2 separate regions of the Homo sapiens genome follow, and region 2 is linked to region 1. A link is an interaction called in ENCODE POLR2A ChIA-PET data of the cell type or tissue named here. Cell type or tissue: OCI-LY7. All regions are shown on one strand. Links, peaks and the distances in the headings refer to the core of each region. The heading gives the core; the rest is flanking DNA.

Evidence for each region. ChIA-PET counts read pairs that join two places held together with the same protein. Peaks named below come from ENCODE experiments on the same cell type or tissue, not always from the same donor. Only the 100,000 strongest peaks of a DNase experiment are listed, where the experiment ranks them.
Region 2: POLR2A ChIA-PET joins it to region 1 with 15 read pairs; 6 of 35 experiments call an interaction of 5 or more read pairs at or near these places.

Annotation. Positions count from the first base shown.
Region 1 is chr19:5,551,934-5,557,306 of GRCh38, forward strand. No RefSeq gene overlaps it. Among named protein-coding and RNA genes, the nearest start is that of TINCR, 13 kb to the right of the region's middle. In OCI-LY7, for the core only: no CTCF peak of the experiment used is centred there; no DNase peak of the experiment used is centred there.
Region 2 is chr19:5,484,782-5,490,154 of GRCh38, forward strand. It overlaps LOC124904622 (a long non-coding RNA gene), which reads right to left and starts at 2,862. Exons shown (of 2, transcript XR_007067106.1): 1 at 2,802-2,862. In OCI-LY7, for the core only: no CTCF peak of the experiment used is centred there; no DNase peak of the experiment used is centred there.

The sequences.
Region 1 (5,373 bases), core at 85-5,084:
TTCCCTGCCAATCGTGTCCGACTGACCTCTCAAACCCCAGCACCTACAAAACAACAACTCCTTTCCTTCCTAGGCATGGTTAGCGTGGTCGGAATTCTTACACAAGAGCCAGGACCACACCCTGTAGCCTTTCTGTCCAAACAACTTGACCTTACTGTTTTAACCTAGCCCTCATGTCTGCGTGCAGCGGCTGCTGCTGCTTTAATACTTTTAGAGGCCCTCAAAATCACAAACTTTATCAGTCCTCCAGGCCCAAGTTGACTCTTTAGCTGCAGTTGTCCTCCAAAACCACCGAGGCCTTGACTGACTTACTGCTGAAAAAGGAGGACTCTGCATATTCTTAAATGAGGAGTGTTGTTTTTACCTAAATCAATCTGGCCTGGTGTATGACAACATAAAAAAACTCAAGGATAGAGCCCAAAAACTTGCCAACCAAGAAAGTAATTACGCTGAACCCCCTTGGGCACTCTCTAATTGGATGTCCTGGGCCCTCCCAATTCTTAGTCCTTTAATACCCATTTTTCTCCTCCTTTTCTTCAGACCTTCTATCTTCCGTTTAGCTTCTCAGTTCATTGAAAACCGTATCCAGGCCATCACCAATCATTCTATACGACAAATGTTTCTTCTAACATCCCCACAATATCACCCCTTACCACAAGACCTCCCTTCAGCTTAATCTCTCCCACTCTAGGTTCCCACGCCGCCCCTAATCCCGCTCGAAGCAGCCCTGAGAAACATCGCCCGTTCTCTCTCCATACCACCCCCCAAAAATTTTCGCCGCTGCAACACTTCAACACTATTTTGTTTTATTTGTCTTATTAATATAAGAAGGCAGGAATGTCAGGCCTCTGAGCCCAGGCCAGGTCATCGCATCCCCTGTGACTTGCACGTATACATCCAGATGGCCTGAAGTAACTGCAGATCCACAAAAGAAGTAAAAACAGCCTTAACTGGTGATATTCCACCATTGTGATTTGTTCCTGCCCCACCCTAACTGATCAATGTACTTTGTAGTCTCCCCCACCCTTAAGAAGGTTCTTTGTAATTCTCCCCACTCTTGAGAATGTACTTTGTGAGATCCACCCCTGCCCACCAGAGAACAACCCCCTTTGACTGTAATTTTCCATTACCTTCCCAAATCCTATAAAACGGCCCCACCCCTATCTCCCTTCGCTGACTCTCTTTTCGGACTCAGCCGGCCTGCACCCAGGTGAAATAAACAGCCATGCTGCTCACACAAAGCCTGTTTGGTGGTCTCTTCACATGGACACGCATGAAACCTACTGTGTACTTTGCTTTCTTTGCTCTTGGTGATTCCCCAAAAAACTTATCTCAACATATAAGGATTTTTCTTTTCTTTTTTTTTTTTTGTTTGAGACGGAGTCTCGCTCTGTCGCCCAGGCTGGAGTACAGCGGCGCGATCTCGGCTCACTGCAAGCTCCGCCTCCCGGGTTCACGCCATTCTCCTGCCTCAGCCTCCGGAGTAGCTGGGACTACAGGCGCCCGCTGCCACGCCCGGCTAATTTTTTTGTATTTTTAGTAGAGATGGGTTTCACCGTGTTAGCCATAATGGTCTCAATCTCCTGACCTCATGATCCGCCTGCCTTGGCCTCCCAAAGTGCTGGGATTACAGGCGTGAGCCACCGCGCCCGGCTGTTTTTTTTTTTTTTTACTTGCCTTTTTCCAAATGAGAAAACCAAGGCTCAGAGAGGTCAGTGGTGCAATCTCGGCTCACAGCAACTTCCGCCTCCCGGGTTCAAGGGATTCTAGTGCCTCAGCCTCCCAAGTACCTGGGATCACAGGCATCCGCCATCACACCCAGCTAATTTTTGTATTTTTAGTAGAGACAGGGTTTCGCCATGTTGTCCAGGCTGGTCTCGAGCTCATGACCTCAGGTGATCCGCCCACCTTGGCATCCCAAACTGCTGGGGTAGGATTTTCTTTTTTACTTCCCTTTTTCCAAATGAGAAAACCAAGGCTCAGAGAGGAAGAGCGTGTTGCCCCAAGTGGCCCAGCAGAGCCACAGCCTTGCCCCCAGCAGCTCTGGCTCTAATGCATTCCAGACTCCTCCCATCAGCCAACTGCCTCCCATCCTCTAATAAACTTCTGAGAAGCGCTGGGCAGATGCAGTGGCGCCCACGCTCTTTATCTGCCCAGATCAGGCCGGCTCAGCAGAGCAGTCGATAATTAATTCTGAATTCTCCCCATTTATCACGGCGGCAGGAGCCAGAGTGCCTGGAATCCCAATCCCAAACCTCCGTGCCCCTTGGTCACCTGGACCAAGGCCCAGTGGTGGCAGGAACTATGGTGGAGAGGGGGCCTCATTGAGCCTGGGAAGGGAGCAAAGGTGTTCCTGGCTCCCCACCGCTCCCTGGCGCTGGGTTATTAAACGCTGTGTACTGCAGCAGTGACCAAACCAGACCTCTTCCCCGTCTTCATGGTGCCCACAGGCTAGTGGGGAAAACATACATTGAATGAATAATAATATAAATAATTAATGCTACAAAGGAAAAGAACAAGATGTTGTGAGAATACAAAACAACAGGAACATAACTTGTTTTGGGGGCCTCCCCAAGGAAGTGACATTGAACCTGCAAATCACAGGGTGAAAGGTGAAAGGTTGGGAGAGGGTATTTCATATACAGAAATAGCCCATGCAGGCTGGGTGCGGTGGCTCACAGCACTTTGGGAGGCCAAGGCGGGCGGATCACCTGAGGTCAGGAGTTGAAGACCAGCCTGGCCAACATGGTGAAACCCCGTCTCTACTAAAAATACAAAAATTAGCAGGGCATGGCGATGTGTGCCTGTAGTCCCAGCTACTCAGGAGGCTGAGACAGGATTCTCACCTCCTGGTTCGCTTGAACCCAGGAGGTGGAGGTTGCAGTGAGCTAAGATAGCGCCATTGCACTCCAGCCTGGGCAACAGAGCTAGACTCTGTCTCAAAAAAAGAAAAAAAAGAAAGAAAAGAAAAGAAATAGCCTGTGAAAAAAACCTTGTGGCTGGAGCCCAGCAAGGGGTTTAGTAGGTCTGAAGCTTAAAGCACAAGTGTGAGGTCAGTGCCAAGTCAGGGGACCTCAGGGCCAGGCCTGGAGCCCTCATAGTGAGGCCAGCAGCCTTCAGTGGATAGCCAGGGGCCACCAAGGAAAGAGATGGATAAGTTTCCGTGATGCTCCAAGGGGTGGTAGTGAGGCTGCTTCTGCCCCAGGTGCATCACCCTGCAAGGTCAGTGGTCGGCTCTGTGTTGTTTTTTTTTTTTTTTTTTGGTTTGTTTGTTTTTGAGACGGAGTCTCGCTCTGTTGCCAGGCTGGAGTGCGGTGGCGTGATCTTGGCTCACTGCAACCTCCGCCTCTCGGGTTCAAGCAATTCTGCCTCAGCCTCCCAAGTAGCTAGGACTACAGGCGCCTGCCACCACGCCTGGCTAATTTTTATATTTTTAGTAGAGACAGGGTTTAACCATGTCGGCCAGAATAGTCTCGATCTCTTGACTTCGTGATCTGCCCGCCTCAGCCTCCCAAAGTGCTGGGATTACAGGAGTGAGCCACTGCGCCTGGCCGGGTTTTTTTTTCTTTCTTATGACTGTTTTCCTTTTTGAGGGTTCTTTCAAATCCATTTGGGCACGGGGGTTAGTCAGGATTTGTCTGCCAGCAAACACCGAATGCCTGGCTATCCCAAACACTTCCCTTCTTGGGCAGGCAGGGAAACTGAGGCCCAGCGAGGGACAAAGAACACCCAAGGTCATTCAGAGGAAGGTTGTGTGTGGGAGAGGTTTCTGGGGAGTCTCAGGGGCCATGCGCTTGCCCTGCAGCTTCTGTGGCTTTTGTTGGGCCGTGAACTCCGTGGGGAGCTTGACTGGGTATCCTAGTCACCACGCTGTCCTCAGAGCCCTGCAAACTGGAGGTGCTTAATCAGTGATTGTGGAATGCATGATCCCAGCAGCTTCTGAAGACACCCCAGAGGTCATGCTTACGATATTGGAAGGAAAGGGGGTCTTTTTTTCTTTTTCTTTTTTTTTGAGATGGAGTCTTGCTCTGTTACTCAGGCTGGAGTGCAGTGGCACAATCTCGGCTCACTGCAAGCTCCGCCTCCCGGGTTCACGCCATTCTCCTGCCTTAGCCTCCCAAGTAGCTGGGACTACAGGTGTGCACCACCACCACGCCTGGCTATTTTTTTGTATTTTTAGTAGAGACAGGGTTTTGCCATGTTGCCCATGTCCAGGCTGGTCTCGAACTCCTAGCCTCCAGCAATCCTCTAGCCTTGACCTCCTAAAGTGCTAGGATTACAGGCATGAGCCACTGTGCCCAGCCAACTAATGTTTTCATTATTTATTTTTTAAATTTTAATGTTATATTTCTTAATTTTTTATTTTATTTTTATTTATTTATTTATTTATTTTTGAGATGGAGTCTTGCTCTGTCGCCCAGGCTGGAGTGTAGTGGCGCAATCTCGGCCCACTGCAAGCTCCACCTCCCGGGTTCACGCCATTCTCCTGCCTCAGCCTCTCGAGTAGCTGGGACTACAGGCACCCGCCACCACACCCAGCTAATTTTTCACTGTGTTAGCCAGGATGGTCTCAATCTCCTGACCTCGTGATCCGCCCGCCTCAGCCTCCCAAAGTGAGCCACCGCGCCCAGCCTATTTTTTCTTTTTTTTTTTTTTTCTAGAGACAGGGTCTCGTTCTGTCACCCAGTCTGGAGTGCAGTGGTATGGTTATAGCTCACCGTGGTCTCAAACTCCTGGGCTCAAGTGATCCTCCTGCCTCAGCCTCCCAAGTAGCTGGGACCACAGGGGCATGCCACCACACCTGGATAATTTTTAAATGCTTTTGTAAAGGCTGGGTCTCGCCATGTTTCCCAGGCTGGTTTCGAACTCCTAGGTTCAAGCAATCCTCCTGCCTCGGTCTCCCAAAGTGTTGGGATTATAGTCATGAGCCACTGAGCCTGGCCTAGGGAAAGAGGGGTCTTTTTCAATAGGAGATTTGAGAAAAAAATACAGAGACATGGAGAGAGACAGAGACTGAGATGCAGACGAACTGAGAAACGCAGAGAGAGAGATATTGAAGAGAGGGAGAGATAACGAGATACAAACAGAACCACAGACAGAAATGGAGCGACAGAGAGCAGATGAAAAAGAGGCCGGGCGCAGTGGCTGATGCCTGCAATCCCAGCACTTCGGGTGGCCGAGACGGGTAGATGGCTTGAGCCCAGGAGTTTGAGAACAGCCTGGGCAACATGGCGAAACCCCATCTCTACAAAAATTTAAAAATTAGCTGGGTGTGGTGGCGTGTGCCTAAAATCCCAGCTACTCAAGAGCCTGAGGCGGGAGGATCGCTTGAGCTGGGGAGGTTGAGGCTGCAGTGATCTGTGATTGTGCCAC
Region 2 (5,373 bases), core at 264-5,263, 67 kb before region 1:
ATACTTAGTTTGTATAATCTGATCCCCCTTGGGGAACATGGTGGGGAGGTACTGTGTGAGCAAACGCGGGGAGGGGGGAACCTGTGGAAACAAGAGCCTGTTCTGCAGAAGATGAGCTGCTCAGTGTGACGGAGAGTGCAAGGGAACAGTGAGAAAGAAGCCTATAATTTGCTCATTGTATGTGTCAATCAAGCGATAGAGGTTGCTGTTTCTTCGTTGCATGCTATCTGAGAGATTTGACACCTGAAAAGGAAGTATCAAAATGCAGGCTCTCCCTGCTGGACTCAAACCTACAGCCGTCTTGTAAGGGCCTGAAGACAGAGCAGAGACACTAAGAAAAGGGGGCTTCTGGATCCAGCCATTCCTGAAGTCCATATACCCCTGGACTTTTCACTTTACAACCTGACATTTATGTATATGGTGTCTGCATGGTAATTAATAGTGGTCTTGTCAAATATTTCTTGATCTTTACCTTCTGAAACATAGAAGACTAGATTATTCTTCAGCAAATTTCATTCAACCTCTTCCCAAAGTTTACGGGAGAAATGCCCTTCCCTGACCCACTGAGGCCATCCCAGCTACGTGACTTGCTTTGGTCAAGGCAATGTGAGGGAATGTGACAGTGTGCCAATTCTGCACTTAGGTCTTCAGAGTCACTGCATGTTTCTACATGACCTCTCCTGCTCCAACCTTTAGCCCTGGGTCAAAAATGCCTTGAAAAGCCACTAAGCCAAGGAAGATAAAAAAACACATGGACCCGGCCTGACCCAATTCACAGGGTAGAACTGAGCCCAGCTGATCTGCAGATGTGAGAAGGAGAAATAAATGCTGGTCAGGCACAGTGGCTCACACTTGCAGTCCTAGCACTTTGAGGGGCCAAGGTGAGAGGACTGCTTGAGGCCAGGAGTTTGAGACCAACCTGGGAAACACAGTGAGACCTTGTCTCTACAAGAAGATAAAAAATTAGCCAAGTGTGGTGGCACATGGCTGTAGTCCCAGGTACTTGGAAGGCCAAGGCAGGAGGATCATTTGAGCCTGGGAGATGAGGCTGCAGTGAGCTATGATGGCACCACTGCACTCCAGCCTGGGCAATGTAGCAAGACCCTGTCTCTACACACACACACACACACACAAATTTTTTTTTTGAGACAGAGTCTCGTTCTGTCGCCCAGTCTGGAGTACAGCTGCACAATCTCAGCTCATTGCAACCTCCACCTCCCGGGTTCAAGTGATTCTCCTGCCTCAGCCTCCTGAGTAGCTGGGATTACAGACACGTACTACCACGCCTGGCTAATTTTTGTATTTTGAGTAGAGACGGGGTTTCACCATGTTGATCAGGCTGGTCTCGAACTCCTGACCTCGTGATCTGCCTTCCTTGGCCTCCCAAAGTGCTGGGATTACAGGCGTGAGCCACCGTGCCTGGCCTATACAAAATTTTTAAAAATTAGCTGGGCATGGAGGTGTGCACCTCTGGTCCTAACTACTTGGGAGGCTGAAGCGGGAGGATCACTTGAGGCCGGGAGTTCGAGGCTGCAGTGAGCTATGATCACACCACTGCACTCCAGCCTGGGGGAACAGAGTAAGACCCTGTCTCTGGAAAAGAAAAAAAGAAGTGCTTAGGGTTGTATGTCAAAGAGATTTGGTGGATGTCATAGCTACGGCTATTACATGAGCACAGTTTGGGATTGAACTTCCTGGCTTCTGCAATGGGTTGGATTGAGTGGGAATGTAGGATGGGTTCTAGACAACATGGTGAAACCCTGTCTCTACTCAAAATACAACAATTAGCTGCTAATGAAATACCCTCCAGAACCCTGTTTTCTTCTGCCACAGAAATCAACAAGTTCCAGGCAGTGACTGCTCCATCAGCCAGGGTCCTGGAGGGAAGTGATAATCTTCAAGTCCCTGGCCCAAAAGGTCACAATTGCATATACAATGTGAGTGAGAAATAAACTTTGGATGTTCTTAGCCTCTGAGGCATAGGGGCTGTTTGATTACTGCAGCAAAACCAAGCCTATCCTAACAGATACAACAGGAATGGAGGCTTTTGATACCACAGAAAAAGGTGGCAGACAGTGGCATAGATCCTAGGCAAAAAGGAAGACTCCAGACCCTAACTGGTAACATTTATCAAGTCCTTGCTGTGGTCCAGGTGCTCTGCACAGCGCTTCTTTTGAGAGTTTACATGCTTACATTGAATTTGCACACTCATGCTATGGGGTAAGAGCTGATTTTTTTTTGAGACGGAATCTTACTCTGTTGCCCAGGCTGGAGTGCAGTGGCGCGATCTCAGCTCACTACAACCTCTGCCTCCTGGGTTAAAGCGATTTTCCTGCCTCAGCCTCCCGAGCAGCTGGGATTACAAGTGTGCACCACCACGCCTGGCTAATTTTTCTTATTTTTAGTACGAACGGGGTTTCACCATATTGGTCACGCTGGTCTCGAACTCCCGACCTTAGGTGATCCACCTGCCTTGGCCTCCCAAAGTGCTGGGATTACAGGCGTGTGCCACCATGCCCGGCCCCAAGAGCTGATATGGTCTCCATTCTACCAGCCAGGAAACTAGGCTCAGGGAGGGACATAATTCACTCAAGGTCACATAGCAGGGAATAGGTATAGCTGGAATTTCCTGCCAGACCTGTCTGATTGCAGAGTCTGCCTTTGCCCACAATCCACCTTCCTCCTGGCCATGATACGACGTTCCAAGGGTCTGCAGCCACATGGTTTATCATCTCCACCAACGGGACTTGAGACCACAAGAGAAACCACAAACCTCAAGCCCTAAAGCTTCTCAAACTCACCTGTTGGGATTTAAATCTTTCAAGGAGACCTAGTAGCTCCCCAGAGTAGCCTCATAGAGCCACCATCCCCATGCTTCCAGTTCCTTCTATGATCTCACCATTATTACATGGGGGAAGATTTCTCTCTCTCTTTTTTTTTTTTTTAAGAGACAAGGTCTTGCTCTGTCACCCAGGCTGGAGTAGTACAACGGCACGATCATAGCTCACTGAAGCCTCGAACTCCCAATCTCAAGTGATCCTCCTGCCTCAGCTTCCTGGGTCGCTGGGACTGCAGATGTGCACCACCATACCTGGCTAATTTTCTTTTTTTTTTTTTTTTTTTTTTTTTTAGACAGAGTCTCACTCTGTCGCCCAGGCTGGAGTGCAGTGGCGCAATCTCGACTCACTGCAAGCTCCACCTCCTGGGTTCACGCCATTCTCCTGCCTCAGCCTCCCAAGTAGCTGGGACTACAGGCGCCCGCCACCACACCAGCTAATTTTTTGTATTTTATATTTTTAATAGAGACAGGGTTTCACCGTGTTAGCCAGGATGGTCTCGATCTCCTGACCTCGTGATCCGCCCACCTCAGCCTCCCAAAGTGCTGGGATTATATTTATTTATGTATTTATTTATTTTTGAGATGGAGTCTTGCTCTGTCGCCCAGGCTGGAGTGCAGTGGCGCAATCTCGGCTCACTGCAAGTTCTGCCTCCCGGGTTCACACCATTCTCCAGCTTCAGCCTCCCGAGTAGCTGGGATCACAGGTGTGCACCACCACACCCAGCTAATTTTTGTATTTTCACGGAGATGAGGTTTCACCGTGTTGGCCAGGCTTATCTCAAACTCCTGACCTCAGGTGATCTGCCTGCCTCCGCCTCCCAAAGTGCTGGGATTACAGGCATGAGCCACCACGCCCGGCCTACCTGGCTAATGTTTAAATTTTTTGCAGAGATGTGTTCTGCCGGGAAAAAAAAAAAAGACACACCTTTACGTTGCCCAGGCTGGTTTCAAACTCCTGACCTGAAGTCATCCTTCCACTCAGCTTCCCAAAGTGCTGGGATTATAGGCACGAGCCGCTGTGTACTTGCCATCGTGGGGGGATTTTATATCCCAGACACCCAGAACTGCCCCTTAGCTTCTGTTTTTTTTTTTTGTTGTTGTTTTTTTTTTTTAGACACAGTCTTGCCCTGCACGTCAGGCTGGAGTGCAGTGGTGCCACCTCGGCTCACTGCAACCTCTGCTTCCCCGGTTCAAGCAATTCTCCTGCCTCAGCCTCCCAAGTAGCTGGGATCACAGGTGTGCACCACCACACCCAGCTAATTTTTGTATTTTCACAGAGATGAGGTTTCACCGTGTTGGCCAGGCTTGTCTCAAACTCCTGACCTCAGGTGATCTGCCTGCCTCCGCCTCCCAAAGTGTTGGGATTACAGGCGTGAGCCACTGCGCCCAGCCTGAAAGCATCATCTTTTCTTTTTTCCTTCCATAGCATTTCTCACCTTCTAACACACCCTGCCACATACCTACTTGTCACTGTATTCCACGGGCTCTGAGATGCCGTCAAATATAAGATGCACCTTTGGGTCAGGCACGGTGACTCACGCCTGTAATCCCAGCACTTTGGGAGGCCAAGGTGGGTGGATCACCTGAGGTTGGGAGTTCGAGACCAGCCTGACCAACATGGAGAAACCCCGTCTCTACTAAAACTACAAAATTAGCCGGGCATGGTGGCGCATGCCTGTAATCCCAGCTACTCGGGAGGTTGAGGCAGGAGAATTGCTTGAACCCGGGAGGCGGAGCTTGCAGTGAGCCGAGATTGCGCCACTGCACTCCAGCCTGGGCGACAGAGTGAGATTCTGTCTCAGAAAAAAAAAAAAAAAAACCATAAAAAATTTAAAAAACGTTTTCAATTGCTATCTCATTTCATCATCACCATCATCACGTTGTACAGATGGGGAAACTGAGGCCCCCAAAGGGACAGAGGGTTTTTCAAAGCCACCGATCAAGTCTGAAATCGACTCCCCTGTCCTGAGGTTTGTCTCCGCCCTGCAGCCTCCATCCCCCAGTTCCAAATCAGGGCACCCCGGACATTCCAGGACTGGCTTCACCCTGACATCGAGCTCTGGCCGAGCTCCCTCGTTTGGTGAAAATCTAATCACGCCAGCCTGAATGCTGACATCGAAATGACTGCCGAGCCCTTGACTCGGGGTAATTAGGAGCATTTTGGGATGCCTTGCTTGATTAAAAGCAGATCACCCGTTCAGAATGAAAATTCAGGAGGCAGATTGCTTTTGTTGTTGCCACGATGCTATTTTAAACCCACGCAGCTCTCCAGCTAATAAAGACCCGTCAATCGGCTGTCGGGGTGTTCAGGACGAACTGTCTGCAGGGTTCCCCCACTGCTGTTTACCACAGCACCACAGCCCAGAGGGACCCCTGTCAGGACATCAGAGCCAGCAGGGTGCAGGTTGACCTCAGTGTCACTCCCAAACCTCTCAGGGTTACTCCCCGTGTCTGCCTGGTCCCTGAACCAGAAAGTCAGATGTCGACCTGGTCTCTTCTCGCCCTCATCCCCTCCCCAGATCCTATCCCACCTG